3 separate regions of the Homo sapiens genome follow, and all the other regions are linked to region 1. A link is an interaction called in ENCODE POLR2A ChIA-PET data of the cell type or tissue named here. Cell type or tissue: IMR-90. All regions are shown on one strand. Each heading gives the region's core, and the rest is flanking DNA. Links, peaks and the distances in the headings are about the cores only.

Region 1 (10,402 bases), core at 1,862-6,861:
AGACAGCTGGGAGACCAAACCCCAGCCTGCCCCTCATCCCTGTGATTCTTGGCCTCTCCCTCAGGTCAAGTAGGAAACACTTGCCTTCAAGCCTTGCTGGGAGGAAACAAAACTGGAAAGCACAGTCCCTAGCACACAGTAGGAGCGCAGAAAGCGCGGCTCCTCCCCCTCTCCCCAACCTCTCCCTGACTCACTGCTTTCTGCCCTACATGGACAAGTCGACTGGGTCTTGAAGAAAAAAACACCAATGTGCCCCTTGTACTTGGTACCCTAATTCCTCCCCTTTAGGGCCAAATTAACCTAAAAAATGGTCTAGGCTCGGGCTGAATTTTCTCACCCACCCCTGCATTAAGCCGTGACAGTTGGCCTTCCACAGCCATCCCCAGAATGCCTCTTCTTCCCACGGAAACCACCCTCCAAGGCCCCCAGTAAATCCCAGGAGGGTGTCCCAAGCCCAGGCCTCAATGCCCTTTGTGGCATTTGGTAAAGGGTATGCCCTTCCTGTTGAAACTCTGCCTCTGTGCTTCTCTCCTATTTCACACCAGCGTTGTCTGATTCTTCTTGTCCCAGGACTGGCTCCTTTTACGCTTGCAGGGTGTTAGACCCAGAGCAGCTTGGTGAAGCAGCTCCTGCCATTTCCTCTGTTGGAAATACCCTTCCATGCTTTAGATCCCAGCTCGAGGACCACTTCTGCAGCAACTAGCTCCACCTCTACCCCAACTTCGTTGTGTGCATTGCCTTCTCTCAGCCTCACATAGGCATCACAGAATAGGCACAAGCTTTGGAATCTGACTTATTTAAAAGGTAGTGCTACCCAAAAAAAAAAAAAAAAATAGAGGGGCCAGGCACAGTGGCTCACACCTGTACTCCCAGCACTGTGGGAGGCCGAGGCGGGTGGATCATCTGAGGTCAGGAGTTCAAGACTAGCCTGGCCAACATGGTGAAACCCCGTCTCTACTAAAAATGCAAAAAATTAGCCAGGCGTGGTGGCAGGCACCTGTAATCCCAGCTACTCAGGAGGCTGAGGCAGGAGAATCACTTGAACCCCGAGGCGGAGGTTGCAGTGAGCCAAGATCATGCCACTGCACTCCAGCATGGGCAACGAGAGCAAAACTCATCTTAAAAAAAAAAAAAATAGAAACAAGGTTGCACTATGTTGCCTAGACTGGCGTCAAACTCCTGGGCTCAAGGGACCCTCCTGCCTCAGCATCAGGTGTAGCAGGGACTACAGCTGCACAACCAGCTATAGACTTGTTTTCTGTTTGGTTTTGTTTGAGATGGAGTCTCGTTCTGTCACCAGGCTGGAGTGCAGTGTCGCAATCTCTGCTCACTGCAACTTCCGCCTCCTGGGTTCAAGCAATTCTTCCGCCTCAGCCTCCCAAGTAGCTGGGACTACAGGCATGCACTACCACGCCCAGCTAATTTTTGTATTTTTAGTAGAGACGGGGTTTCACCATGTTGGCCAGGATTACCTTGATCTCTTGACCTCGTGATCCACCTGCCTTGGCCTCCCAAAGTGCTGGGATTACAGGCGTGAGCTACCATGCCCAGCCTTTGTTTTGTTTTATTTTGTTTTGTTTTGTTTGTTTTCCACCCAGGCTGGATTGCAGTGGCGCAATCACGGCTCACTGCAGCCTCATCCTCCTGAGGCTCAGGTGATCCTCCCTCTTCAGCCTTTTGAGTAGCTAGGACTACAGGTGCGTCACCACACCCAGCTAATTTTTTTTTTATTATTGTTATTCAGCTATAGACTTTGATTTCCATCTCTTTATCCTATTAGCTGTTTGACTCTATGTATTAGCAAACTGGCTAATGTATCTGCAGTTTTCTTATCTGTGAAATGGGAATGATGTGCCCACCTCCCCCTGCCCCACCAAGGGCTTTGGTAGGGCTGAGATCCCTATTTAAAACATCTTATCGGCAGGGCGCGGTGGCTCACACCTGTAATCCTAGCACTTTGGGTGGCCTAGGTGGGTAGATCACTTGAGATCAGGAGTTCAAAACTAGCCTGGCCAACATGGTGAAACCTCATCTCTACTAAAAATACAAAAAAATTAGCCAGGCATGGTGGTGGATGCCTGTAATCCCAGCTACTTGGGAGGCTGAGACAGGAGAATCGCTTGAACCCGGGAGGCGGAAGTTGCAGTGAGCCGAGATTGCGCCATTGCACTCCAGCCTGGGCAACAGAGCAAGACGCCTTCTCAAAAAAAAAAAAAAAAAAGCATCTTATTTTGTGTGGTGAGAGGGGCAGGGTGGGCTTTATGACCATGAGGCCAGCTAGTCACACAGGAACCCCATTCCATGCTCAGAAAGCGCCTATACTTGGGGTTGAATGCTCTGTGATCTCTGTTTTGAAATTCTTCATCATTTTATCTTTGAGTTTGTGTTTTGTATGTGAAGTCCAATGTGACGATGGAGCTTGAGACCTCTGCTCCTGCGTGGTCCAGCCTCTTACTTCCTCCCTACCCGGGAAGGGGGGCGGTTCCAGCCACTTGCTCCACTGTGTTCTGCCACTTCCCTCCGACCCCACCCCACTCCCTACTGCTACCTGGGGCAGCCTCCCCTCTCTCACCCCCACCCAGCTCCTGTTGTGACCCTCCACCTTGGGGTGGGGCCAGGAAGGTCAGGGTGGGACTCCTCCAAGCCCACCAGGTGTGGTCCTACCACTACACATTTGGCAGGCAGCCTAGCAGGCGCCTCCCGCCCCTGACCCAGATTCTGAACACTACCTGGCACAGAAGCTGCAATCCCTTGAGGGTCACTATCTATCAGGAGGTGGGACAGTGTTCTACTGGGAAGCGAAGATTGCCTTCCCTGCCCCCAGCTGGGCTCAGCACATCAGTCTGGCAGTTGGTGGGAGGGGCAACCTGGGAACCAGCTGGTGGGAACACACAGGCCCCTATTGGGGTCTGCATTCACCCTATGAGCATCCCCATGTCCAAAGGAACATGACATGAAATAGCAAATATAAAACATGGTGGAGAAACCATGAAAGAAAAGAAAAACTTCTACATTTTATTTTTCATTTTTTATTTATTTATCTTTTTTGAGAGATGGAGTCTTGTTCTGTCGCGCAGGCTGGAGTGCAGTGGCACAATCTCACCTCACTGCAACCTCTGCCTCCTGGGTTCAAGTGATTCTCCTGCCTCAGCTTCCCAAATAGCTGAGACCACAGGCATGCGCCACCATGCCCAGCTAATTTTTGTATTTTTTTAGTAGAGACAGGGTTTCAGTATGTGTCAGCCAGGCTGGTCGAACTCCTGACCTCAGGCAATCCGTCCATCTCGGCCTCCCAAAGTGCTGGGATTACAGGCGTGAGCCACTGTGCCTGGCCAAGTTCTACATTTTAGTTGAACTTTTTTCTTTTTTTTTTTTTCCAAGATGGGAGTCTCACTCTGTCACCCAGGCTGGAGTGCAGTTGCTTGATCTCGGCTCACTGCAACCTCCGCCTCCTGGGTTCAAGCGATTCTCCTGCCTCAGCCTCCTGAGTAGTTGGGATTACAGGCATGCGCCACCACACTCAGCTAATTTTTGTATTTTTAATAGAGACGAGGTTTCGCCATTTTGGCCAGGCTGGTCTCGAACTCCTGACCTCAGGTGATCCACCCACCTTGGCCTCCCAAAGTGCTGGGATTACAGGCATGAGCCATTGTGCCCTGCCTTAGTCGAACTTTTAATGGCACTTTTTTTTTTTTTTGCCTTTTGAACAAGGGCCCTGCATTTTCTTTTCTTTTCTGTTTAATAGAGACAGGGGTCTCACTATGTTGCCCAGGCTGGTTTCAAACTTCTGGACTCAAGCAATCCTCCCACCTTGGCCTCCCAAAGTGATGGGATTACAGGTGTGAGCTACCACAACCGGCCACGGGCCCTGCATTTTTTCTTTTTCTTTTTTTGAGACGGAGTCTCGCCCTGTCACCCAAGCTGGAGTGTGCAGTGGTGTGATCTCAGCTCACTGCAACCTCTGCCTCCCGGGTTCAAAAAATTATCCTGCCTCAGGCTCCCGAGTAGCTGGGATTACAGGCGCGCACCACTATGCCCAGCTAATTTTTGTATTTTTAGTAGAGACGGGGTTTCACCATGTTGGTCAGGCTGGTCTCAAACTCTTGACCTTGTGATCTGCCCGCCTCGGCCTCCCAAAGTGCTAGAATTACAGGTGTGAGCCACCGCACCCGGCCAGGCCCTGCATTTTCATTTTGCACTGGGTCTCACAAATTATGTAGATGACCCTGGAGCGAGGCCAGGAGGGTCATATAGGCCTGGAAGGGTCTTAAAATTTGCCATTCTCCCCAAACAAGGTTATAGAGGTACACTGATCAGAATAAAACAAGAAACCACTCATCATACAATTTTAAACTGGAGCCTGACACCAGACCACACTGTCTGTGGTAGATTATTATTCCAGCTGTCCTTTGTTGTGTAACAAGCTGCCTGAACTTAAGCTCAGCTGAGGGTATCTGCCAGAGCACCTCTGCCGGCTCTTCCAGCACAGTGGCCTCAGGGTGTCCAGAATTCCTACGTGGGGACTCAGAGCACCAACAACTAATGCGTCATGGTATTTTATGACCTACTGACCTAGCATCTCTTCCACTGTGCTCTACTGGCTGTAGCAGTTACAGCCCGCAGAGCCAAGGGGAGGAAATACAGAATCCACTTCTCGATGCGGGACTGATGAGGTTACAGAAATTCATATGGGATGGGACCTATTGTTGCACTATCTTTGAAAAGTATTAATTGGCCACATCTGTGAATTACATCTTAAATCCTTTATCTTGAAAAGAGCATCATAAATTTACATTATGTTTGTATGGGGGTGGATTATGAATTTAAAAGTTATTAGTTTGTTGAATATAAGCTTTTAAAGGCCAAGCACAGTGGCTCATGCCTGTAATCCCAGCATTTTGGGAGGCCAAAGCAGAAGGATTGCTTGAGGCCACGAGTTCAAGACCAGCCTGAGCCATGTAGCAAGACCTCTTCTCTACAAATAGAAATAAAAATTTAAAAATAAGCCTTTAAAATATTTCATCACCTTTTTTTTTTTTTTTTTTTTTTTTTAGACAGAGTCTGGCTCTATCACCCAGGCTGGAGTACAGTGGTGTGATCTCAGCTTACTGCAACCTCTACCTTTTGGGTTCAAGCGATTCTCCTGCCTCAGCCTCCCAAGTAGCTGGGATTACAGGCCCATGCCACTACACCCAGCTAATTATTTGTATCTTAGTAGAAACGGGGTTTCACCATGTTGTCCAGGCTGGTCTTGAACTTTAGAGCTCAAGCAATCCTCCAGCCTCGGCCTCCCAGAGTGTTAGGATTACAGGCGTGAGCCACCACGCCCAGCCTTCATCATCAGTTGTTTTGTTTTGTTTTGAGACGGAGTCTGGCTCTGTTGCCCAGGCTGGTATGCAGTGGCTCCATCTGAGCTCATTGCAACCTCCGCCTCCTGGCTTCAAAGGATTCTCCTGCCTCAGCCTCCCGCGTAGCTGGGATTACAGGCACATGCCACCACGCCCGGCTAATTTTTGTATTTTTAGTAGAGACGGGATTTCACCATATTGGTCAGGCTGGTCTGGAACTCCTGACCTCCTGATCTGCCCTCTTTTGCCTCCCAAAGTGCTGTGATTACAGGCTTGAGCCACCGCACCTGGCCCATCACCATTTTTTAATACCTATTTTGGAATTTCTACATTTAAAAAAAATACCAGGAAATTCCGGGGGTGGTGGCTCACGCCTGTAATCCCAGCACTTTGGGAGGCCGAGGCGGGTGGATCACTTGAGGTCAGGAGTTCGAGACCAGCTTGGCCAACATGGTGAAACTTCATCTCTATTAAAAATACAAAAAATTAGCCTGGCGTGGTGGTGTACTCCTGTAGTCTCAGCTACTTGGGAGGGTGAGGCAGGAGAATCACTTGAACCTGGGAGGCAGAGTTTGCAATGAGCCAAGATTGCACCACAGCACTCCAGTCTGGGCAACAGGGCAAGACTCCATCTCTAAAAAAAAAATAAAAAATAAAAAAAAATCTCAGGAGCTTCAAAAAAATGTAATGGCTTAGGTCTTTCTTAGTCTCTGGGATAAGGGCCTTATTATGGTATATTCTACCGCCCCCATCCCGCAGCGTGTAGTACTGAGCATATAGTTGGTGCTTAATGTATACTTATTTCACTGTTAGCTAAGACAGAAGAGAAACTGTGGCTTTAGCCTTAAGATGAACCTTAAAGGAACAAGGCTTATTGGATGACTAACACTTTAATTTCTGGTTATTTCATTGTCACCACATCCAGTCTAAAATTGATACAGTTTCCTTCATTGGCTCACATTGGCTGGCTCCAAAGGGAGAATGAAAGCCAGATAATCAGGACCAAAGATGTGCTTGTGTTGTTTTGTTTTGCTGAAATGATATGGACAATCCTGTCAGTTCTCCCTTTCACTCTCCATTATCTACAGTTCACCCTCATGCTGGAGGCCACACCAGCTACTGGTGATGTAGAGATGCCCAGCAGAGTCCCTGCCCTTGAGGGCCTCATTGTGCAGTGTGGAGAAGAACAAATGAATTACAGGCCCAGGCAAGGCTTTGAAACATAGTAGTCTATCTACGTGTCAGTGTTCCTTGGAGAGGGAATGACTGGATAAGTGGGAAGGGAGGGCCTCCTGGAGGAGGAGTGTGTTCAGGAATGAAATCAAAAGTGAAATTCTCCAAGGGAAGGAGATGAGGAAAGACAGGCAGAAGAAACAGGGCAAGTAAAGATACACACAGAGGCAGGAGTTGGCACTCTTCATGGTAGCCAAGATGACTGCCTGTGATCCCCACTTCCTGTATTCACAGCTTGTGAAATTCCCTGCCATATTTTGTCAGGGTTGGTCTGCATGACCAATAGAATACCACAGAAGTGGTGTTGTGTCACTTCCAAGGCTAGTTCTAAAAGACTGTGTGCAATGCTGCCAAAAAAAAAAAAGGAACTTCACCCAAGATTTTTTCCTGTTTCTTCTATCTTCTATCTCTTTCTTTTTTGGATCATTTGTGCTGAAGGAAGTCACAGGCAGTCCTACAGAGAGACCCACATGATGAGGAACTGAGTCCGCTTGCCAATAGTCACACAAGCAGATTCTTCAAGCCCATCAAGCCTTCAGATACCATGGTCCCCACTGACTGCAACCTCAGCTTTTATTTTTTGACTATGACCTCATGAGAGACCTTGAGCCAGAGCCACCAGCTAAGCCCCTGCTGAATTGAACTCTCATAATCTGCATGAGATAGTAAATGCTTGTCTTAGCTGCTGAGTTTTAGAATAATTTGTTACACAGCAATAGATCACTTATACAGTGTGTGTGTGCAAGAAAATGTAAGTAGTTTGGTTTGTTGAGTGCCTAAGTTTGGTGAAATACAGGCCCAGTGGAAGGGGCTGGGAAGCACCTGGGTTATCCATCTCAGGCCCCATGCCTCAATTGAAGTAGTCGGTTACAGAGGACTTCATTGTTTGCCTTTTCTTCTTATCCTAAGAAACGTTTGGGGACCCACTTCTCCCCTACTCTCAGACCCTGCTATTTGGCTGGGACTCTCCCCTGGTGCCAGGAATGAAAGCTGTGACTCAGGCACAGGCCACTGTGATTGGTTGAGGGATGGAGACATGACTCAACGGATCCAATCACAGTGAGTCTCAGGTTTTAGAGGAAGCTTCCAAATAAGCCTTCTGGGCTTTCCCATGGACTTGAACTGGGAGGGGAGGAAAGGCTGGAGCTGTGTCTGCCACTTTTTTTTTTTTTTTTTTTTTTTTTGAGATGGAGTCTCGCTCTGTCACCCAGGCTGGAGTGCAGTGGTGCCATTTCGGCTCACTGCAACCTCCCTCCCAGGTACAAGTGATTCTCCTGTCTCAGCCTCCCGAGTAGCTGGGATTACAGGTGCACGCCACCATTCCCAGCTAATTTTTTGTATTTTGGTAGAGACAGGGTTTCACCGTTTTATCCAGGCTGGTCTCCAACTCCTGAGCTCAGAGAATCCACCCACCTCGGCCTCCCAAAGTGCTAGAATTACAGGCGTGAGCCACTGCGCCCGGCCCTCAGCCACCTTTATACAATGAGAGCAGAGCCTGGGTCGGGAGCGGTGGCCCACGCCTGTAATCCCAGTACTTTGGGAGGCCGAGGCGGGCGGATCACGAGGTCAGGAGATCCAGACCATCCTGGCTAACACGGTGAAACCCCGTCTCTACTAAAAAAAAAAAATACAAAAAAAAAAAGAGGAAAAAAAAAAAAAAGCCGGGCGTGGTGGCGGGCGCCTGCAGTCCCAGCAACTTGGGAGGCTGAGGCAGGAGAATGGCGTGAACCCGGGAGGCGGAGCTTGCAGTGAGCCGAGATCGCACGACTGCACTCCAGCCTGGGCGACAGAGCGAGACTGTGTCTCAAAAAAAAAAAAAAAAACAACAGAGCCTGGAGTTCACAGGGCCCGAGAATGGATTCCGCGGGGTCCTTCAACCTCTGTTGAGCACTGAAACCAGCCAGACCTCCAACAGCCAGACCTGGGCTTTTCAGTTCCATGCAGATTACATTCCCCCTTTTTGTACTTAAAACAATTAAGTTAGTTTTTCTATCGCCGATAGCAGAGCCCTAATAGATGCCCCGGCCGTTAGCTGTTGATTTTCTCTCCGGAAACTGAATATTGACATTCAGTGAAGCTCATGTCTTCTCCTTCTGAAGAGCGTTCCCTTCAGACCACATGTGGAAATCACTGGGAGTTATGCACACGCTTTCAGGAGGAGGGAGTCTATGAACTGAAGGAGTGTTCCGAGCCCCAAAGACCAATGGGTGTAAAAGGCTGCCCACTGCCTTTAGTCTTTCTTCCGCTATTCATTCCTCAGGTGGCTTGCTTTGCCCCACAGCCTCTGAGGCTGTTGTGGATTCACAGGGGTTCACGTTGGAGAGGCTTCATCAGACCAGATTCAGTACATTGTGAGAACTCTGGAATTATTATTTTTATTTTATTATTACTATATTTTATCTGACTAGAAGCCATTTATTACCAAACCAATTTATTTCTTAGAGTTGAAAACCGTCTGTGAGAAGCTTCTCTGGCCTGGATGGAGATCCAGCTCTTTTTTTTTTTTTTTGAGACAGAGTCTTGTTCTGTCGCCAGGCAGGAGTGCAGTGGCACGATCTCTGCTTACTGCAACCTCCACCTCCTGGGTTCAAGCAATTCTCCTGCCTCAGCCTCCCGAGTAGCTGGGACTACAGTCGCACATTTCCACGCCCGGATAATTTTTTGTTCGTTTGTTTGTTTGCGTTTTAGTAGAGATGGGGTTTCACCATGTTGCCCAGGCTGGTCTCGAACTCCTGAGCTCAGGTAATCTGCCCGCCTCGGCCTCCCAAAGTGTTAGGATTACAGGTGTGAGCCACCGCGCCCGGCTGGTTTTTTGTTTGTTTGTTTGTTTGTTTGAGACGGAGTCTCGCTCTGTCACCCAGGCTGGAGTGCAGTGGCGCGATCTTGGCTCACCGCAAACTCCGCCTCCCGAGTTCAAGTGATTCTCCTGCCCCAGCCTCCCAAGTAGCTGGGACTACAGGCATCCGCCATCACGCCTGGCTAATTTTTTGTATTTTTAGTAGAGACAGGGTTTCACCATGTTAGCCAGGATGGTCTCGATCTCTTGACCTCGTGATCCGCCTGCCTCGACCTCCCAAAGTGCTGGGATTACAGGTGTCAGCCACCATACCTGGCAGGTAGTTTATTTTTTTGGAGACAGAGTTTCGCTCTATCACCCAGGCTGGAGTGCAATGACACAGTCTTGGTTCACTGCAACCTCTGCCTCCTGGGGTCAAGCGATTCTCGTGCCTCAGCCTCCCCAGTAGCTGGGATTACAGGCGCGCCCCACCAGCCTGCATAATTTTTTGTATTTTTAGTAGAGATGGGGTTTTGCCATGTTGCCCAGGCCAGTCTCAAACTCCTGAGCTCAGGCAATCCACCCACCTCGGCCTCCCAAAATGTGGGAATTAGAGGCATAAGCCACCGCACCCGGCCTGGTATTATGTTTATAATTAACAATATTTACAACCCTTATAATGTGCAATGTTTCCATAACTTGGAGACCATGAGAACTGAGCTTTAAACAGTAGCTGAAGATGCAGTCCTCTGATGTTTAGCTTAAATTTTGTGCCCCTTCACTTACCTCTCTAGAAGTGAAAAATTTAAGGATAATACAAGAGGGTCAACCTTAGCTAAAAGCTCCGGTCATCAGATTGAAAAAAATCAAGCCTGTCTATACAGCCTTTTTCTCAGCCTAAAATACGGTTTGCACATTAATTCTGGAAATTGCTTTCTTTTAGTTCATTTTCTCATTATAGATCTGGGCAACTGTGGTTTTATCTTCTTCCTCAGATTCTTTTTTTTTTTTTTGAGACGGAGTCTCGCTCTGTCGCCCAGGCTGG
Region 2 (10,402 bases), core at 3,327-8,326, 55 kb before region 1:
AGCAGTTAAAAGATTTAGCAAGCAACTGCGGGGCACGGTGGCTCACGCCTGTAATCCCAGCACTTTGGGAGGCCGAGGTGGGTGCATCACGAGGTCAGGAGATGGAGACCATCCTGGCTAACACGGTGAAACCCCATCTCTACTAAAAATACAAAAAATTAGCCGGGCGTGGTGGCGGGCGCCTGTAGTCCCAGCTACTCGGGAGGCTGAGGCAGGAGAATGGCGGGAACCTGGGAGGCGGAGCTTGCAGTGAGCGGAGATCATGCCACCGCACTCCAGCCTGGGTGACAGAGCAAGACTCCACCTCAAAAACAAAACAAAACAAAACAAAACATTTAGCAAGGGACCAGGCACAGTGGCTCATGCCTGTAATCCCAGCACTTTGGGAGGCCGAGGCCAGCGCATCACTTGAGGCCAGGAGTTCAAGACCAGCCTGGCTAACATGGTAAAATGCTGTCACTACTTAAAATACAAAAATTAGCCAGGCATGGTGGTGGGTGTCTGTCATCCCAGCTACTAGGGAGGCTGAGGCAGGAGAAATCACTTGAACCCAGGAGGTGGAGGTTGCAGTGAGTCGATATCGTGTCATTGCACTCCAGGCTGGGGGACAAGAGCGAGACTCCATCTCCCAAAAAAAAAAAAAAAAGCCAACTTGGAACATGAGCCCAGGTCTCAAGACTTCTAGTCTATTACTTTTTCAACTACATTTCTCTTCTTCCTAAGCAACTACTACCCTTGAGTGTGAGCAACACATTAGTACTATGAGAAATACCTGAAAAAAAGTGTAAGCCATAATTTATGACTTCAAGGAAGAAAAACTAATATTTCTAGGATGTATTTTAGGCACTTTATAAATTATCTCAAGCCGGGCATGGTGGCTCATACCTGTAATCCCAGCACTTTGGGAGGCCGAGATGGGCGGATCACAAGGTCAGGAGATCGAGACCATCCTAGCTAACACAGGGATACCCTGTCTCTACTAAAAATACAAAAAATTAGCCAGGCATGGTGGCGGGCGCCTGTAGTCCCAGCTACTCAGGAGGCTGAGGCAGGGGAATGGCGTGAACCCGGGAGGCAGAGCTTGCGGTGAGCTGAGATCGCACCACTGCACTCCAGCCTGGGGGACAGAGCAAGACTCCATCTCAAAAAAAATAATAATAATAAATTATCTCATTTAATTTGTGTAAGAACCCCAAAGATTTTCTTTTCTTTTCTTTTCTTTTGAGACAGAGTCTCACTCTATTGCCAGGCTGGAGTGTAGTGGCGCGATCTTGGCTCACTGAACCTCCCAGGTTCAAGCGATTCTCCTGCCTCAGCCTCCCGAGTAGCCGGGATTACAGGCATGCACCACCACGCCCGACTGATTTTTGTATTTTTAGTAGAGATGGGGTTGGCCATGTTGGCCAGGATGGTCTCAATCTCTTGACCTCGTGATCTGTCCGCCTCGGCCTCCCAAATCACGCCTGGGATTACAGGCATGAGCCACCGTGCCCAGCCAGATTTTTAATCCCTTCCTCCATCCACACTTTCTTTTTAATTAATTTATTTTCTGAGACAGGGTCTTGCTCTGTTGCCCAGGCTGGGGTGCAGTGACATGATCACAGCTCACTGCAGCTTCAATTTTCCAGGCTCAAATGATTCTCCTACCTCAGCTTCCCACATAGCTGGGACCACAGACGTGCATCACCATGCCCAGCTAATTTTTAAGAACAGTTTTTTTTGTTGAGAAAGGCTCTCACTATGTTGCCCAGGCTGGTCTTGAACTCCTGAGCTCAGGCAATCCACTCTCCTTAGCCTCCCAAAGTACTGGGATTACAGGTTCAGTCACTGCAAACCCTTTCTTTTTTGGACACAGAAGTCATGCTACTTGCCCAAGAACACCCCAGCAGTGGGTAAAATAACCAGATTCTTTATCTGTTTAAATTTAAAGTCCATGAATTTTCTACCATAACATTCAGAGTTCAGAGTTCAGTTCATTCAGAGTTCAGAGTTCAGTTCATTCAGAGTTCAGAGTTCAGTTCATGGTCAGAAACCATGCAGAAGTAAGGGGGGTAGGGTTTCCTCCTTTAGAAAACTTTGAGGTTGATAAGGAATCCCATCTTTTCAAGCCTTCCTCCTTCAGAAACTTGTTTTATTATTAACAGTAGCTACCATTTACTAAAAGCTTACTATTATGAGGCAGGATACACAGCATACATTCCAATCATTATCCACCTTAATACTTACAGTATTACTCTAGGTAGGAATTATGTCCCCATTTTACAGTTGAGAAAATTCTCACACACACAGCTTGTAAGTGGCAAACTGGGATTCTGAACTGGGCTGCACTGACTCCATAGCCCTTACCTTCCCATATATAACACTAACACTCAAATCATTTTAGTCAGAGCTGAAATGGCCTAGAATTAAAGACCACAGAATCCAAACCTTGTTTTCAACCAAAAGTTTCTAACTGAATATCCACTATATGCTAAATCACATCACATGCCCAAATCAAGAGGGAGGTTAGATACTTAGTATTCTTAGATGACAGCTAAGAAAACCAAAGAGGTTTAGAGACAACTTAAGATCACAACATGGAGTTATTCTCATACAGTCTTTGTACATTCTTTTTGGGAAAGAATACGGTAATATCTATTAAAAGTTTGAAATGTTCTTAAAGAATGACCTAGTATTCTACTCCAGAAATTTGTCCTACAGAAGCCTAAGACAAGTGTATAAAAACATGTGTAAGCATATTCCTTGCAGCACTATTCATACCCTTGAAAAACTGTGGTAAAGACCAAATACCTAACAATAGGGAATTAAATAAACCATGTTAATATCCACGTGATAAATAAAGTAGATCCATATATACAGAGGTGGGAAAAGATATCCAAGACAACAAAAAATGAACAAGTCTGAACCCTTTAATATTAATCTACAAAGAGGGAAATCTAGAAATAAATAAATGGATGGGGAACTCTAGAATTAAAGTGTTAACAGTAATCATTTCAGCAGGACTGTGAAGGGTTTTTATTTTCTACATTACTTACTTTTTGTTTTTATATTTTACTATTACACTATAAACTTTTATCGGCATATTTTATTTCTGTAAGAGGGGATGACAGAACAAGATCTCGCTGCCTCCTGCCTCTAAAGCCTCAACCTGAGCCCTGACTCACTCCTACATAACTCTATCCCCAGGTTACTATGAGGTCCCTTTTTAGGAGTACATACAGCTCCTCTTTTTTCTAGATCTTTGAGTTTTTTTCCAACTAAAAAGGAAAAGATGGAGGAGCTTAAGACCAGATAAGAGAGAAATAGATGACGGAAGAGACAGAAGGCAGACTCATCTGAGCATCTCACTAGCCTGAAATGATACAGCTCCTAATAATCCATGTAACAGCCTGAACAGGCTTAAAATGCAACTCATTGTGTCACTCCCGTTTTAAAACTCAGAATAAAATCTAAACTCCCTGACAAGGCGTCTAAAGGCCTTCTTTCGTAACATGCCAGACTTTGTGCCTCAAGACTTCTGAACTTCGTGTTTCTCTTCACCTGCAAGGCTGAAACCCCAAAAACAGGCAAGCTGGTTTTTTCACATCTTGTCTCCACCCAAGAGACATCTCTTTAGAGAGGCTTTCCCTAACCACACTAGCCAAAATAGCCTGCTCTCCTTCTGCCAATTAATACTGTTTCATTTTCTGCATGGTACTTATGTTAGACAGTTTTCAAGTTTTAGTCAGTCCCCCTACCTTCCTTCTGCTCCATAAGGGCAGAACCCTGCCAATCTTGCTCAGTATCTGGAATACAAAGGCACTCAAATATTTACTAAATTAAGGGAAAAGCCAGAATAATGCTACAAAAACAGTAATGTTTTTAAATAGAAAAGACCTGTCAAAAACTATCAAATGTGAATCAAATCTCCATTTAGTGGTACATCTTTAAAAAATACTTTGTCAGCCGGGCGCAGTTGTTCACACCTGTAATCCCAGCACTTTGGGAGGCCCAGATGGGAGGACAGCTTGAGGCCAAGAGTTCAAGACCAGCCTGGTCAACACAGCAAGACCCCATTTCTAAATTTAAAAAAAAAATTTTAATTACAAAAACAGTATTTTGTTTTCCAGCAAGATGAACTGTAATAAATTTTATTTTTTATATAGATATATATTTTCAATTGAGATGAGGTCTCACTATGTTGCCCAGGCTGGTCTTGAACTCCTAGGCTCAAGCACTCCTGCCACACTTGTGCCCCTGCACCCAGCTTGCAATAGATTTTATTCTATATTCAACTGTGGGGGAAGACTGTATTGGAATTGACTGATTCCAATCGATTGGTGAAGAATCCACTGATAAGACTAAAATGTAACCTCAGTCCAAGAACAGTAATTTTACAATGAATTCTAAGTCTTGCAGGCACTCAAAATATAGTGCTGGTACTCAGTAGAGAATATACTGCAATAACTTTTAATAAAAAGTGACAAAATAAAAATACACCTACTTTATTTAATTCAAGTTTTAGATTATTTGTCATTCATAGTATTTTATTTTCTATCTCCATATCAAGACCACTTACAGCTTAAGAGGCAGGCTAAGGGTTGGGTGCGGGGGCTCACGCCTGTAATCCCAGCACTTAGGGAGGCCGAGGCAGATGGATCACGAGGTCAGGAGATGGAGACCATCCTGGCTAACAGGGTGAAACCCCTCTACTAAAAATACAAAAAATTAGCCGGGCGTGGTGGTGGGCACCTGTAGTCCCAGCTACTCAGGAGGCTGAGGCAGGAGAATGGCATGAACCTGGGAGGCGGAGCTTGCAGTGAGCCGAGATCATGCCACTGCACTCCAACCAGCCTGGGCGACAGAGCGAGACTCTGTCTCAAAAAAAAAAAAAAAAAAAAAAGAGGCAGGCTAAGTTAATGTTTCCTAACCCTTTTCTTTTTTCTTTTTTTTTTTTTGAGACAGTCTTGCTCTGTTGCCCAGGCTGGAATGCAGTGGCGCGATCTTGGCTCACTGCAACCTCTGCCTCCCAGGTTCAAGAAATTCTCCCGCTGCAGCCTTCCAAGTAGCTGGGATTACAGGCATGTACCACCACACCTGGCTAATTTTTGTATTTTTAGTAGAGACAGGGTTTCTCCATGTTTGCCAGGCTGGTATTGAACTCCTGACCTCAGGTGATCCACCCGCCTCAGCCTCCCAAGTGTTGGGATTACAGGTGTGAGCCACTGCACCCGGCCTTCCTAACCATTTTCATGGCACATACTCATACAAACGATAGGTCATATTTGCAGAACATGCTGAAATACGCAGACAATGCTGCTTCAAGGGCCCTACAAGTTGTCTCAGGGAAGAGAGGTACAACTCTAACCTGTTAATCACAGAAAATTCTACTAAGGTATTCCTTTATCAACGCAAACATCTGAAAAATCAGGGCAGACATCTGAAAACAAGGAGGAAAAAGCATCTTCTAAAAAAATCATACAGCAGCAACATACTTCAATCTTAAATGGAGATAATCAGAAACCCTGTTGATACTACCTTCAAATATAAGCATAGATCTAGCTTTTAATACTGTAATTTCTCTGACTAAAGGCCCCATGTTAAAAAATGTATATACAGACACACATACACACACATCCTAGACACACACTAAAACTAGATAAGCCAAAGTGAAAATCAGCTTCTGCATGTGAAAGGTCTTTTAAAGTTCCACAGATAAGTTCTAAAATCAAATGCAGTCTCTTATGAATGGAGAAATTTGTCATGTTGGAAAAGATCAATCATTTAAAAAGAGAGACATGTTGGCCGGGCACAGTGGATCACCCCTGTAATCCCAGCACTTTGGGAGACCAAGGTGGATGGATCACCTGAGGTCAGGAGAATTGCTTGAACCCAGGAGGTGGAGGCTGCAGTGAGCCGAGATTGCGCCACTGCACTCCAGCCTGAGCAACAAAGCAAGACTCCAACTCAAAAAAAAAAAAAAAAACAAAAACAAAAACAAGGAGCTCCTAAAAATTAGTAAAAGATGAACAATGCCATTGCAAAAAAAACAGGAAATTAAATTCACAGAAAAGCAATACAAAGGCCAACAAACATATATGTTTATATATAAAGTAGGGAAACACAAATATAAAAACTATTTTTTATCAATTTGTAAAATTTATTTTATTTTTATTTATTTTTTTGAGGCGGAATCTCACTCTGTTGCCCAGGCTGGAGTGCAGTGGCGCAATCTCTGCTCATTGCAGCCTCCACCTTCTGGGTTCAAGTGATTCTCCTGTCTCAGTCTCCCAAGTAGCTGGGATCACAGGCATGCGCCACTATGTCTGGCTAATTTTGTGTTTTTAGTGGAGATGGGGTTTAATCATGTTGCCCAGGCTGGTCTTGAACTCCCAACCTCAGGTGATCCACCCACCTCAGCCTCCCAAAGTGCTGGGATTACAGCCATGAGCTACTGTGCCCAGACAGATTTGTAAAATTAAAAAGGCAAAACATCTAGCACAAGCATTTGAAGTATTCTACTCTCACAGTGAAGAGTATAAACCACAGAAGTACAGCAATCTAATAGTATCTATTAACTGTTTAAAGATTTAACTTCACATTTCACACCCAGCACTACACAAACACAGGAATGTTTCTAATACCAATAAACTGAAAATTACCTCAGACTCAAAGCCACAGAACTAAAATTGGAACAATTTAAGGCAGGACTGGTTTAAAAACAAGACCTCCCAGGAAAGAATACTGCCCCCAGTACATTAGCTGAAGGTCTAAGTGAAAGAATATTTACCCCCAGCTACTTAAGAGGCTACTCAGGATTTCCTGAGGCCAGGAGTTCGAGGCTGTAGTGCATGACTGCACCTGTGAAGAGCCACTGAAGTCCACCTGGGCAACACAGTGAGATCACTTCACACACACACGAGTCATTTTCCATAATTTAAGAATAAGGTCAGTGTCACCTGTCACCAATACCAATACAATTTAATACTTCCAAGTACTATATGCGTAGTATAATATCGAAAGTAAACCATACTGCAGGAAATAGATAAGCATTAAAAAAAAAAGTAGGCCGGGCGCAGTGGCTCACGCCTGTAATCCCAGCACTTTGGGAGGCTGAGACAGGCAGATCACCTGAGGTCAGGAGTTTGAGACCAGCCTGGCTAACATAGTGAAACCCTATTTCTACTAAAAATACAAAAAATTAGCCAAGCGTGGTGGTGCGCGCCTGTAATCCCAGCAATCCCAGCTACTCAAGAGGTGGAGGTTGCAGTGAGCCAAGATAGCGCCATTGCACTCCAGCTTGAGCAACATGAGCAAAACTCTGTCTCAAAAAAAAAAAAAAAAAGTAAACCAAACATTAAAAAAAAAATTTTTTTTAATTGTTCATGGGCTGGGCACCGTGGCTCTCACCTGCAAATCCCAGGACTCTGGAAGGCTGAGATGGGAGGACTACTTGAGCCCAGGAGTTTAACACCAGCTCTGGGAAACATACCAAGACCCCGTCTGTACAAAAAAATTTCAAAAATTAGCTGAGTGTCATGGCATGCACCTGTAGACCCAGCTACTTGGGAGACTGAGGTGGGAGGATCACTTGAGCAAAGGAGGTCGAAGCTGCAGTGTGCCACGATCACACAACTGCACTCCAGCCAAAGCGACAGACCGAGACCTTGTCTAAAAAAAAAAAAGGCATTTAAAAAAAGAATATTGTTAAGTATGTAATTTGATGATACTTTGGTAACAAAAAGTTTATATGGAAACTAATTGTAAAATCACATTTCTGCTCAATGATAAAGTTTTTTTTGTTGTTGTTTTTTAAAGATAACTTCGCCAGGCGGGGTGGCTCACGCCTGTAATCCCAGCACTTTGGGAGGCTGAGGCAGGTGAATTACCTGAGGTCAGGAGTTCGAGATCAGCCTGACCAACATGGTGAAACCCCATCCCTACTAAAAATGCAAAAATTAGCCAGGGTTGGTGCTGCACGCCTGTAGTCCCAGCTACTCAGGAGGCTGAGGCAGGAGAATCGCTTGAACCCAGGAGGCAGAGGTTATAGTCAGCCAAAACTGTGCCATTGCACTCCAGCCTGGGTGACAGCGAGACTCTGTCTCAAAAAAAAAAAAAAAAAAGAAAAGAAAAAACTCTTCATATATACAAAATAGTAGTAAAAACTTTTATTACCACGAAAGTTCCCAGGCTTTAAACATTTATTTGGTAAGACAGTCTGGGAACTTGTATTCTATAGGCAAACATTTACCTTTCACATGCCAGAGAAGACATAGTGTATTCATAATTTATCATGATATCTAAACCATACAAATTATTTCAGAAGCCTACAATTTACTTAATACAAATTATTCTAGTCTAGTACAGAAATTAGGTTTACCTGGTTCCAAGCTACTTCTCTCTGGATTCCTGACTTCCCCTGGTCACCCCTACCAATCATCACAGAATGCTTCAAAAATCAAAAGGCCTAGATTCTACTCTGTTTTGCCTTCCTCTACTTTGGCTACTATTCCGTTAAAAAATTACTACATGGGCCTAACCCCAAAATCAGTCTCTGAAAGATACCAGGGGACGTTTTAGGATAGAAAAAAAGGGATGACTCATAATTGCCAGTTATCTTAGCTTTCTGTAGTCACCTACTCTATATCTATCAATCATGAATTTATATAAACTTCTCTACAACTATTTTTTCTGGTCGACATTATTTCTGAGGGTGGTAGGTTCCCTAGGTTCACCAAAAAAAAATTGCCTTTTATTAGCTTCATGCATCATTCTGCCACCTGGACTTTGAGGATATATTTGCTTTAAAATCAAGCAATTCATGACTGTTATGGTGTAAATTCTTCAAAGCCGTATCTTTCTATAATCTCTCAACTGCATTTATTCCCTATGTGAATATTTCTTTTAGAAAGTTAGAGTGTGGCCAGGCACACTGGCTCACGCCTGTAATCCTAGCACTATGGGAGGCCGAAGCAGGTGGATAACCTGAGGTCAGGAGGTTGAGACCCGCCTGGCCCACATGGCAAAATCCCGTCTCTACTAAAAATACAAAAATTAGCCGGGTGTGATGGCATGTGCCTGTAATCCCAGCTACTCGGGAGGCTGAGGCAGGATAATCGCTTGAACCTGGGAGGCAGAGGTTGTAGTGAGCTACTGCACTTCATTCAGCCTGGGCAACAAGAGTGAAACTCCGTCTCAAAAATTAAAATGTTAGAGTGTAAAACTATTTCTACATTCAAGTTATAAAATGGGCTTACAGCCTGGCCAGGTGCGGTAGTTCATGCCTGTAATCCCTGCACTTCGGGAGACCGAGGTACGAAGATCACTTAGGCCCAGGAGTTTGAGACCAGCCTGGGCTAATCCCTGCACTTTGGGAGACCAAGGTAGGAAGATCACTTAAGCCCAGGAGTTTGAGACCAGCCTTGGCAATAGTGAGACCTCATCTCTACAAAATCTAAAAACTAGCCGGGTGTGGTGGCATGCACCTGTAGCCCCAACTACTTGGGAGGCTGAAGCTGGAAGATCACTTGATCCCAGGAATTCAATACCAGCCTGGACAACACAGTTAGACACCTACTCTACAAAAAAAAGTTTTTAAAAAGTCATTTTTCCTACTTCATGTAACTCAACTCTACTAGTTTTCATGTATTTCATTATCGTGTTAATAAGAAAAAAATCTCAGTATATTATACTATCATTCTTTTCTCAGGCACTGTAAGTTATTTTGTGACCTTATTTATCATTCAAATTTCTACTTTAAAGTAGAAGATACTTTAATGGATACACTGGCAGTAACTTCTATTCATATAAGTATGATGAACCTGAGACTATTTTTGGGGGGGGGGGGTGGCGGGGCACATGGTCTCACTCTGTTGGCCAGGCTAGAGGGCAGTGGTGCAATCTTGGCTGACTGCAACCTCTGTTTCCCACATTCAAGTGATCCTCCCCCTTCAGCCTCCTAGGTAGCTAGGACTGCAGGTGTGAGCCACCATGCTGGCTAATTTTTGTATATTTAGTAGAGATAGGGTTTTACCATGTTGGCCAGGCTGGTCTCAAACTCCTGACCTCAAGTGATTCACCAGCTTGTCTTCAGCTGGGATTATAGGCATGAGCTACCACACCCAGCCAGTTCACTAATTTTTAAATATCATGACAGTTGTATCATAATTCCTATGGATCATTTTAAATCAACTGACCCATAGAAGTCAACCAAAAATGCAAAACCAACGAAACAATGGTAGTTGTAGAATCCACATGTTAAATATTAAAATTTATGTAAATAATTACAAAAAGTTGGCTATTGTTTAAGATGTAATATAAAATTAGAACCACAAGCAAGTGTCCATGAAAAAACACAAACACTTGACAAAGCTTGTTTGGCTATCTGAACAAAAACAATAAGTGTTTGCTCTCTATTTTGGTA
Region 3 (10,402 bases), core at 1,081-6,080, 89 kb before region 1:
GAAACCTTTCAACATTTGGCTTGTAGCTACTTGCTATCCACATAACAAGCAGATAGACATACACACGCTGGCCACAAACTAGAAATAAACTTAAGACAAAAGCCCAATCCCCGTCAGGTTACATTTACTAATAGTGTGATAAAATTATGCCTATTTCAAGCTTACGGAAATCTCTCCAAATCACTTTTGCTGAGATAAACTCAGAAAGGAACCTAACCTAAACATCGCTCTCATCAGTCCAGGTGAGGCATAAGCTGCTGAGGGACAGGCCAAGCCTACTAATTTTCTGACTTTTCTGTTTTCCTGTCCTCTGCCTCTTTCCTTAAAAAGATATCCCCTGGCACCGAGAGCCACTTGTGATAGAAAGCCTCCCTTCTGTTTCCCTAAATTTAGAACCGAGCAGTCAAATGAACTCAACAACCAAAGGATACTGTTGGATTTCATGTCTCTATGGATGATGTTCTTTGCATGCAAATAGCTGTGAAGGGAAAAGAAATTATTAAAAATAAGTTTGAGGGGCATGAGTAGAAAGCAGTTTTAAACTACAGCTAAGAAGTAAAGCCACTGAAGGCCTGGCTCCAAGGAGTGTTACACACAGGGATAGACCCTGTGCTGTTCAGCCTGGTTCACATCACTGCTTACCTGAAGGTGAGGCCACAGCACAAACATGCTTACACCTTTTTTTTTTTTTTTTTGGAGACTGGAGTGCAGTCAATAGCTTACTGCAGCCTTAACCTCCTGGGCTCAAGTGATCCTCCCACCTCCCAGTAGCCGGGACCACAGGCATGTGCCACCATGCCGCCTTTTTTTTTTTTTTTTTTTTTTTGGGTAGATACAGGGTCTTGCACTGTTGCCCAAGCTGGTCTTGACTCCTGGGCTCAAGTGATCCTCCCATGTTGGCCTCCAAAATGCTTGGATTACAGGCATGGGCCCCTGGCGCCTGACCATTGCTGACACTTCTTCAAGCATCAGTTTTACTCTAAAGTAATTCTGATAACCCAATGTCCATAAATGATGAATGAATAATGTGGCATATCCATACAATGGAATGTTACTCAGACACAGAAAGGAATGAAGTAGTGACTCATGCTACACATTAACCTTGAAAATACTATGCTAGGTCTAAGAGCCCAGGCACACAATACCATATCTTATGTATTATATACAGCCAAGCATCACTTAACGGCAGGGATACCTTCTGAGAAATGTGTTGTTAGCCAACTTGTCATCATGCACACATCATAAAGTGTATTCACACAAACCAAGAAGGTACAGCCTTCTACACACCCTGGCTAAATGGTATAACGTGTTGCACTTAGGCTACAAAACTGTATGGCCCTCAGTGTACTGAATACTGTAGCTGGTTGTAACATGGTGAGTATTTGTGTCTCTAAACATAGCCAAACATAGAAAAGGCACAGTAAAAATACAGTATTATAATCTTGTGGGACCACCTTCCTATATGTGGTCATTGACCGAAACATCATTATATGTTACCTGACTATATTATATCTTACATGATTCCATTTATATTGAACTATAAAGTAGGCAAAATCCATAGAAACAGAAAGTAGACTGCAAGTGGGTGGGAGGTATTGGGTAACCTCTAATGGGTATATTGTTTGGATATCTGTCCACTCCAAATCTCAAGTTGAAATGTGATCCCCAGTGTTGGAGGTGGGACCTAAGTGGCAGGTGTTTGGGTCATGGGGATGGATTCCTCACAAACGGCTCGGTGGCCTCCCTGCAGTAACGAGTGAGTTCACACACTATTAGCTCACATGAAACCTGGTTATTAAAGAGTCTGGGACCTCCCTCCATGCTCTCTCTCTTGCTCCTTTCTCTCACCACATCACACGTGGCTCCCCTTGCCTTCTGCCATGAGTGAAAGCTTCCTGAGGGCCTCACCAGACACAGATGCTGGTGTCATGCTTTTTGTACAGTCTGCAGAACCCCGAGTCAAATAAACCTCTTTTCTTTATAAATTACCCACCCTTAGGTCTTCCTTTAGAGCAACCCAAACAGACTAATACAATGGGCATGTGTTTCTTTCCGGGATAATGAAAATGTTCTAAAATTAGATAGTGGTGGTGGCTGCACAACTCAATACCAGAAAAACACTGAGGTAGGTGTACATTTTAAAAGGGGGAATTTTATGATGTATGAATTATATCTCAATTTTTCTGAAAAGTCATTCCATTTCTTAAAATACACAGAAGGCAACTTCCATATGAATTTTAAAGACAGTGTGAGAATTTATGTAGGACTTGCAAGCACAGCTATAGCTTAGTAACTCCCAGATGTCTAGGGGTACGAGGAGCTCCTCTACTTCAGAGGAGAAGTTTGAGAAGCACTACCCTAGGCTAGCCAGGAAAGGTGGGAGGATCACTTGAGTCCAGTTTGAGACCAGCCTGGGCAACATAGTGAGACCTCCGACTCTACAAAATACACGAAAATTAGCTGGGCACGGTAGCATGTGCCTGCAGTCCCAGCAACCTATGAGACTGAGCCAAGAGGATAGCTGGAGCCCAGGAGTTCAAGGATGCAGTGAGCTATGATTGCGCCGCTGCACTCTAGCATAGGTGACAGAGTGAGAACCTGTGTCTCTAAGGAAAAAAGTGTGGTTTTTTTGGGTTTTTTTTTTTTTTTCAGATGGAGTCTGGCTCTGTCACCCAGGCTAGAGTGCAATGGCACAATCTCCACTCACTGCAACCTCCGCCTCCCGGGTTGAAGTGATTCTTCTGCCTCAGCCTCCCGAGTAGCTGGGATTACAAGCGCCTGCCACCACAACCAGCTAATTTTTGTATTTTTAGTAGAGATGAGATTTCACCACATTGGCCAGGCTGGTTTCGAACTCCTGGCCTCGTCATCCACCCGCCTCAGCCTCCCAAAGTGCTGGGATTATGGGCATGAGCCACCGTGCCTGGCCAGGAAAAAGTTTTTAATTAAAAAAAAAAAATTATCCCAAAAACAACATCTGCTTAAACCCTCATGTGGGACAGCCATGCCTCAGACAGCTGAGCAGAAGGCATTGCCACAGCTGTCCAAGCAGAAGGTACATGCACCCCACTATATTCTCAGGTTTCTGATAAAGCCAGGGTAGCAGGCAGAGCCCAAAGCTGAGCCCCAAGGGGGAAGTTCAGTCCCAAGGAGGAACCTGAACTTCTCTTTTTTTTTTTTTGAGACAGAGTCTCGCTTCTGCAGCCAAGGTTGGAGTGCAGTAACGTGATCTAAGCTCCCCGCAACCTCTGCTTTCCAATGTTCAAGCGATTCTCCCTGTCCCAGTTCTTGAGTAGCTGGGATTATAGGCATGTGCCACCAGACTTGGTTCATTCTTGTATTTTCAGTAGAAACAGGGTTTTGCCATATTGGCAAGGCTGGTCTCAAAACTACTGGCCTCAAGTGATCCACTGGCCTTGGCCTCCCAAAGTGCTGGGATTACAGGTGTGAGCCACCCCACCCAGCTGGAACCTGAACAACTCATTCCTGATAATTGGCCCCTCCAGCCCAGGCCAGAGGCTTGTGCAAAGATATCACAGAATCGCTTAATGGACTAGAAGGCTTTTCCTGATCCTGGTTCCAATTTAGGGACAAATTTGATGCCTGGGTCCCAGAGAGGCATCAGACCATCTACTCACTCCATTCCCTGAGCCGTCTGCCGGGCAATGTCAATTAGCTGGAACATCTGAAACTTGGTCTCCTGGACATGCAGGTGTTTGTAGAGGCTGCTGCCCTCGCACCACTGGGTCACAATTGCCAGGTTGTCCTTTGTCATGTACCCCATGAAAAGCAGAATGTTCACATGCCGTGTTTTGCTGGGGAGGGGAGGGGAAGAGAGGAGAGGGAGGAGGAAAGTGCTCAGGGAGGTCTACTGTGCTTTCCCGTGGACAGTGGGTTCTGTGCTGTCGACACCACCCCCAGTCCCAACACCACCCCCAGTCCCAAAAACAAACACATGGCACGGCTGATAACCCGGGTGGCATTCTGAGCAAAGAGAAGCCCACCATTAGTTCACTGGGCCATCAGTTCAGTGCCAGCCTTGCTTACAGAGAGGACATTCTCTTTCATCAATGTACACTCCATGACCCTCCTGTGGAGGTCACAAGGACTCCTTGTAGAAGTCTCCATTATATGACTTATTCCTACAAGTCTAAATAGTGACTGAAAGATTGGAAAGCTGACTGTTCTGAAGTCTAAAATAAGGCAACTCAGCTATAAAAAAAAGGGTTCTGGGAAATAAAGGTAAAAATAGGGCCTATTTCTGCCCACCTCAAACCAAAACCCAGAGACAGAAATTGGGCTATTGAGTTTACTGTGCCCAGAGGAGGGTATTCTCCTAAAAAGGGGCTCTTCGAAAGGCTTGACAACCACATAAACTAAAGGAAACATCCCTTTGCTCTCAAGGGAGGAGCATCCAACCACAGAAACTCCACAGTGAGTCCTAACTGCCTGCCCGTCCCAACCTGCGGCACAGTCCACTAACTCTACAGTCCTTGTACTCCCCACTCCAGCACTCCAGAGGGACTGGACCGCCAGCTTTCTACTCACCGCAGAACAGCCACCTCATTCCTGAAGGCCTGGAATTGCTCTGGGGTTGGGTCGACAACCTTTAGGATCTTTACTGCAACATCTCCTGCAAAATTAGTTGGCAGTCAGTGCAATCAGTTGAATGATCTCAGTCTTTCAAATAACCTAGTTTTGAGGAAGATACAGTGAATCATTTATCCAAAGAATCACATACCTACACAGATACGGCAAATTTCCAATTTTTTTTTTTTTTTTGAGACAGGGTCTCACTCTGTTGTCTAGGCTAGAGTGCAGTGGCACATTGCAGCCTTGACCTCCAGGGCTTAAGCAATCCTCCCACCTTGGCCTCCCAAAGTGCTGGGATTATAGGTCCAATCTCTACATAATTCAAATGACTCAAAAAAGTTACATAGGTTAACTGCTATCGCTACAGTTAGGCCTTCGATAGCCTTGGTTAAACTATTCACACCAACCCTGGCAAGCCACAGAGGTGAGGTCATGTGTGACAGGTCAAAACCTTGTCCTGTGGGGATGAAATCAGTGCATACATATGAATGGCCTGGCAAATACAGAATGACTGGGGCTGGTTGCTGGTGTAAGGAAGCAGGCCATTTAGCAACTATTGAGGCTGAACTCTGAATCCACATTTCAGTGAGACCTAAGATGGTCCCTAGTAAAAATTCAGAGATATATATTGAAATTAAGCTTCTCTGCCTTCAATACCATTAAAAAGTAATTCTAATAATACTGAATCCTGGCACTGTGTATACTTTTATCTCTGTTAATCCTCACAGCTGCCCTCTGACGTAAATAATTTATCTTCACAGACAACAAGCTGAGAAGTTTAGTCACTTGCCCAAGGTCATACAGCCAAAAAACAAAGAACGCTGCAGCCAGGATCAAAACCCCAGTCTGACTCCAATTGCTATTCTACCTATAACACTGACAACTGATTGTCAAGCACTGTAAAACCAGCCTCTTGATATAACTTTAGACACATCCAGGGATCCATTCCACTTTAGAGTGCTATAAATTTAAAAGCCACTTTTTTTTTTTTTTTTTTTTTTGAGACAGAGTCTCGCTCAGTCACCCAGGCTGGAGTGCAGTGGTGTGATCTGGGCTCACTGCAAGCTCCACCTCCCAGGTTCACGCCATTCTCCTGCCTCAGCCTCCCGAGTAGCTGGGACTACAGGCACCCGCCACCACGTCTGGCTAATTTTTTGTGTGTGTTTTTAGTAGAGACGGGGTTTCACCATGTTAGCCAGGATGGTCTCGATCTCCTGACCTTGTGAGGCCTCCCACCTCGGCCTCCCAAAGTGCTGGGATTACAGGTATGAGCCACCGTGCCTGGCCAAAAGCCACTTTCAAAAGTGTTTCTGGAGCCTCTCTGTTGGAGCCTTCCTCCTTCCTTTTTTTTTTTTTGAGATGGAGACTCGCTCTGTTACCTAGGCTGGAATGCAGTGGCACAATCTTGGCTCACTGCAACCTCCGCAAGCGATTCTCCTGCCTCAGCCTCCCGAGTAGCTGGGATTACAGGCATGCTCCACCATGCCCAACTAATTTTTGTATTTTTGGGTGGAGATGGGGTTTCACCATGTTGCCCAGGCTGGTCTCAAACTCCTGACCTCAAATGATCTGCCTGCCTCGGCCTCCTGGAGTGCTGGGATTACAAGCGTAAGCCACCCCACCCAGCCCTCCCCATTTCATTTTTGGGAAGAAAATTGGTAGAGAGATGGTCCTCACGATAGGCCCAAACTGTCTCCCTGTGATCTCTGGTTTTATCATCTAAAGTTTCAACGAGTCCCCATGTTTTAACAGCAGCCTCCAAAGTGGCTCTCATCCAGTTAACCTGCACATGTGTTTGCCATGGGCTGCCGGTGAAGGTGCTGTTGACTGGATGGGAGAGATCCACACTATGTTTGGAGCTACCTTCTATCTAGAAAAATGGATCCATATGGGACACCATATGGGAAACGTGTATAACCAGCCCTGAGTAGGAGGACAACAATCATTTGCATAAGTGTCCATTCTGGTACAGTTGGAGCCAAGACAGGAGTGCTGGAACAGAAGGGGAGTTCCCCAAGATGGGGGAGTAAATCCTTTTTTTTTTTTTTTTTTTCTTTTTTAGAGATGGGGCCTCACTATGTTGCCCAGGCTGGCCTCAAACTCCTGGGCTCAAGCAATCTTCCAACCTCAGCCTTCCAAGCAGCTGGGACTACAGGTGCCTAAGTAAATCTCTTTTCAAAGAGAATACAGAAAGGTTTTCTGAAGGAAATGGGCTATAAACCAAGGGAAGGATTTTAGTAAATAGGACAGAGAATGTTTCAGACTGGGCACATCAGAAATAAAGGTGAGGTGAGGGGGATGAGAGAAACCTGAGCTGTGTTTAGTAAACTCTAGGGTAGGATTTGGACACCTGTAGGAGAGAAAGAGGGAGACCAGAGAGGAATCTGCTGCAATAGCTCAGGAAAGGTACAAGAAGAATGGTTGACTGTGGGGACTCAGAAAGAAGGGATGAAGGTAAGAAATCCTGTGAAGGTAAACTGACCCAATGAGGCAGTCAACTGAGTGGAAGTGCTGGGAAAATGGCCAACGCTATGACCCAGGCTCCAGGACCCAGAAAAGGGCAGAGCCTTTAACGGGAGGGGACAGGACAGGGCTAGGGGTTCAGGCATGTGGCTTGGGAGATGCTGGATGATCGCTCAGGGGGAACTGCTTCTAAGGACCTTCCTATTTCATGGACCTCGTTTTGTAGTCCATTCCCTTTCTTATAGCTCTCCTCTGGGCATGCTCTAGTTGTCACTGAACCCACCCTTTGGTGTCACCTGTTCTGGCCCTAATCAGTAATATAACCTCAGAATTCAGAGCCAAGCCCACGCAGTGACTTACTCTGACCTTGCAGTCGGCTGAACTTCCTTGGCAGTTTCCACACACGTTATCATTAAGCCACATCTTCCCCCTCCAGTTCTACTTTTTGGAACAATGAATATGACTTATCTCTGTTAAAAGGTGATCTTTTCTTTTTTCCATCATCCTAGCCAGTTGAACTCTTCTCGCTTTTCTAAATCCTCACTACTATGCAAATACATATCACACCTCTGATTAAGTCACTGATGGGAAGACTGAACAGGGTCAACCAAAGACAGTGCCCATGGTACTTGCAGGGATCCATCTGCCAGCCAGCTCTCGTTAACACAGTTATGGTAACAGATTATTTGCAATTTCTTATGAAATCCAGAAGGAATGTTCTATACTGCAGCATTCCCCTCATTTACATATAAATAACCCAAGGACTGCCATGAAAGGGATTCATTCAGTCTGCTAGGATCAATGAGCAAACATTATAGGAAAACGGATTTCAACTCTAATAAAGAACTATTCCATGCCCTCCCCTCGCCCCACTCTGGCTCTTGCTCTGTCACCGAGGCTGGAGTGCAGCAGCACCATCACGGCTCACTGCAGCCTCAAACTCCTGGGCTCAAGGGATCCTCCCACCTCAGCCTCCCAAGTAACTGGGACTACAATACAGGTGTGCATCACCACGCCCACCTAATTTTTAAAATTTTTTGTAGAGACAAGGGTCTCATGTTGCCCAGGCTGGTCTCAAATTCCTGACTTCAAGTGATTCTCCCACCTCAGCCTCCTAAAGTGTTGGGGTTATAGATGTGGGCCACTGCACCCAATCAAACTATTTTCTACTAGTAGGAACTACCTGGAGTTAGAATGGGCTCTCAGACAGATAATGAGCTCTCTCATCACACTCATTTTCAAACAAAGGCTTGCCAAACCTCCTAAAGGTCTCGTACAACCCCAGATCCCATTTAACCCAAATGATAGTCTTTACAGGACCCTAAAACACCCTACCACTGGACCTCACTCCTATTAGTATACCTCTCACTCACTCTAAATGAAGCCATAAGATCTCCTTGAGTTCTCGGAGCAGGCCAGGTGAGTGGTCCACTTTGCACTTGATGTTACTGCTTCCCTAGATATCTGCACCACCCACCCTCGCCCTCCATGCAAATGCCACTTTCTTGGCAGATTCCTCCCTGACCAACCTATTAAAAACATTGAACTGGGACTGCCACTCCATATCTCCTTTCCTCCATTTTTCTCCTTAGCAATTACAGCATACTATATATTCTACTTTTCCTGTTTACTGTCTCCACTAGAATATAAACTCCTTAAGTTTCTTTTTTTTTTTTTGGACACAGGGTCTTGTTCTGTTGCCCAGGCTGGAGTGCAGTGGTGTTATCACGGCTCACTGCAGCCTCTATCTCCCAGGCTCAAGTGATCCTCCTGCCTCAGTTTCTCGAGTAGCGGGGACAACAGACACACAGCACCATGGTCAGCTAATTGTGTTTTAAGTAGAGACAGGGTCTCACTATGTTGTCCAGGCTGGTCTCGATCTCCTGGGCTAAAGTGATCCTCCCAACTCAGCCTCCCAAAGTGCTAGGGATTACAGGTGTGAACCACCACACCTGGCCTATAGAAAGAATTTTTCTTTCTTTTTTTTTTTTTTTTTTGAGATAGAGTCTCGTTCTGTCGCCCAGGCTGGAGTGCTGTGGTATGATCTTGGCTCACTGCAACCTCGCCTCCTGGGTTCAAGCAATTCTCCTGCCTTAGCCTCCTAAGTAGCTGGGATTACAGGCGCATGCCATCACACCCGGCTAATTTTTTTATTTTTAGTGGAGACAGGGTTTCACCATGTCGGTCAGGCTGGTCTTGAACTCCTGACCTCAAATGATCTCCCTGCCTTGGCCTCCCAAAGTGCTGGGATTACAGGCATGAGCCACCGCACCCAGCCTTGATGCCAAATTTAATGCCCAAAAGGAGGTTGTGAGCTTTGGGCCTGACAGATGCTGCTTTAAATAAATATGTTGAGTTTTAAATCATGCACCTGAGGCTTCTGAGTTGCTTTGAGACCCTTTCTGCTTTACTTCCATAAGTGGGTGGGCTGAGTTAAAAAAATCTTCAATCAAAATCATGAAAACAGTTGTAATTTTTAAGATACTGAACAGATATACTGTATACAGGAACCAGAATATGGCGGAAAAAAGTATTGCACAAAACAATCTAGAAGTTATGTTTCCTGGACCACTCATTTTTCTTCTTCATTCATAGACCAGAGCTTGCTTTCTGAAAGCATGGCATAAAAGTCCACTGCTCCTCACTCCTCTGACTTTTGAGACTTTCTGACTTAAAAAACCTAGAATCTTTTTTTTTTTTTGAGACGGAGTCTCGCTCTGTCACCCAGGCTGAAGTGGAGTGGCACGATCTCGGCTCACTGTAAGCTCTGCCTCCCGGGTTCACGCCATTCTCCTGCCTCAGCCTCCAAAGTAGCTGGGACTACAGGCGCCCACCCCCACGCCCGGCTAATTTGTTGTATTTTTAGTAGAGACGGGGTTTCACCGTGTTAGCCAGGATGGTCTCAATCTACTGACCTCGTGATCCACCCACCTCGGCCTCCCAAAGTGCTGGGATTACAGGCGTGAGCCACCGCACCTGGCCTAAAAAACCTAGAATCTTAAAAACAAGTTATCTCCATTCTAATAGCAGTCTTTATGGAAGTAACACTGTAACAAATAATCTTTATCACAGTTTGAAAGCTCACTCTATTGAGAGAAGACAAAGCTCAGAAGCAGTACCACGTACCAATGCCTTGAAAAATTATGAATCCCCAAATGAAAGTGCGCAACCAGAGGAAAATTAAACTTGGGTACAACTTAAAACTTCATCCGCTGGCTTTTAGCTGGGGCTTTTAAAATGTGATATAAAAATGTTCTAATGCTAACAGAAGCAATAAATGCAATATCCATTGCTCTGCCTCCTACAACTACTAGCAGCCTTGTTATCTCAGACACAAGTGCTCTAT

Evidence for each region. ChIA-PET counts read pairs that join two places held together with the same protein. Peaks named below come from ENCODE experiments on the same cell type or tissue, not always from the same donor. Only the 100,000 strongest peaks of a DNase experiment are listed, where the experiment ranks them.
Region 2: POLR2A ChIA-PET joins it to region 1 with 5 read pairs; 15 of 35 experiments call an interaction of 5 or more read pairs at or near these places.
Region 3: POLR2A ChIA-PET joins it to region 1 with 7 read pairs; 5 of 35 experiments call an interaction of 5 or more read pairs at or near these places.

What each region holds. Positions count from the first base shown.
Region 1 is chr3:12,675,176-12,685,577 of GRCh38, forward strand. No RefSeq gene overlaps it. Among named protein-coding and RNA genes, the nearest start is that of RAF1, 16 kb to the left of the region's middle. In IMR-90, for the core only: no CTCF peak of the experiment used is centred there; DNase peaks (open chromatin) are centred at 4,506 and 6,836; H3K27ac peaks cover 459 bases.
Region 2 is chr3:12,618,938-12,629,339 of GRCh38, forward strand. The region is part of intron 1 of RAF1 (Raf-1 proto-oncogene, serine/threonine kinase); the gene reads right to left. Among named protein-coding and RNA genes, the nearest start is that of RAF1, 40 kb to the right of the region's middle. In IMR-90, for the core only: no CTCF peak of the experiment used is centred there; no DNase peak of the experiment used is centred there.
Region 3 is chr3:12,587,160-12,597,561 of GRCh38, forward strand. RAF1 (Raf-1 proto-oncogene, serine/threonine kinase) reads right to left here. Exons shown (of 17, transcript NM_002880.4): 11 at 4,549-4,633; 12 at 3,639-3,815; 13 at 432-478. Among named protein-coding and RNA genes, the nearest start is that of MKRN2, 35 kb to the left of the region's middle. RefSeq lists a silencer at 2,117-2,317. In IMR-90, for the core only: no CTCF peak of the experiment used is centred there; no DNase peak of the experiment used is centred there; H3K27ac peaks cover 339 bases.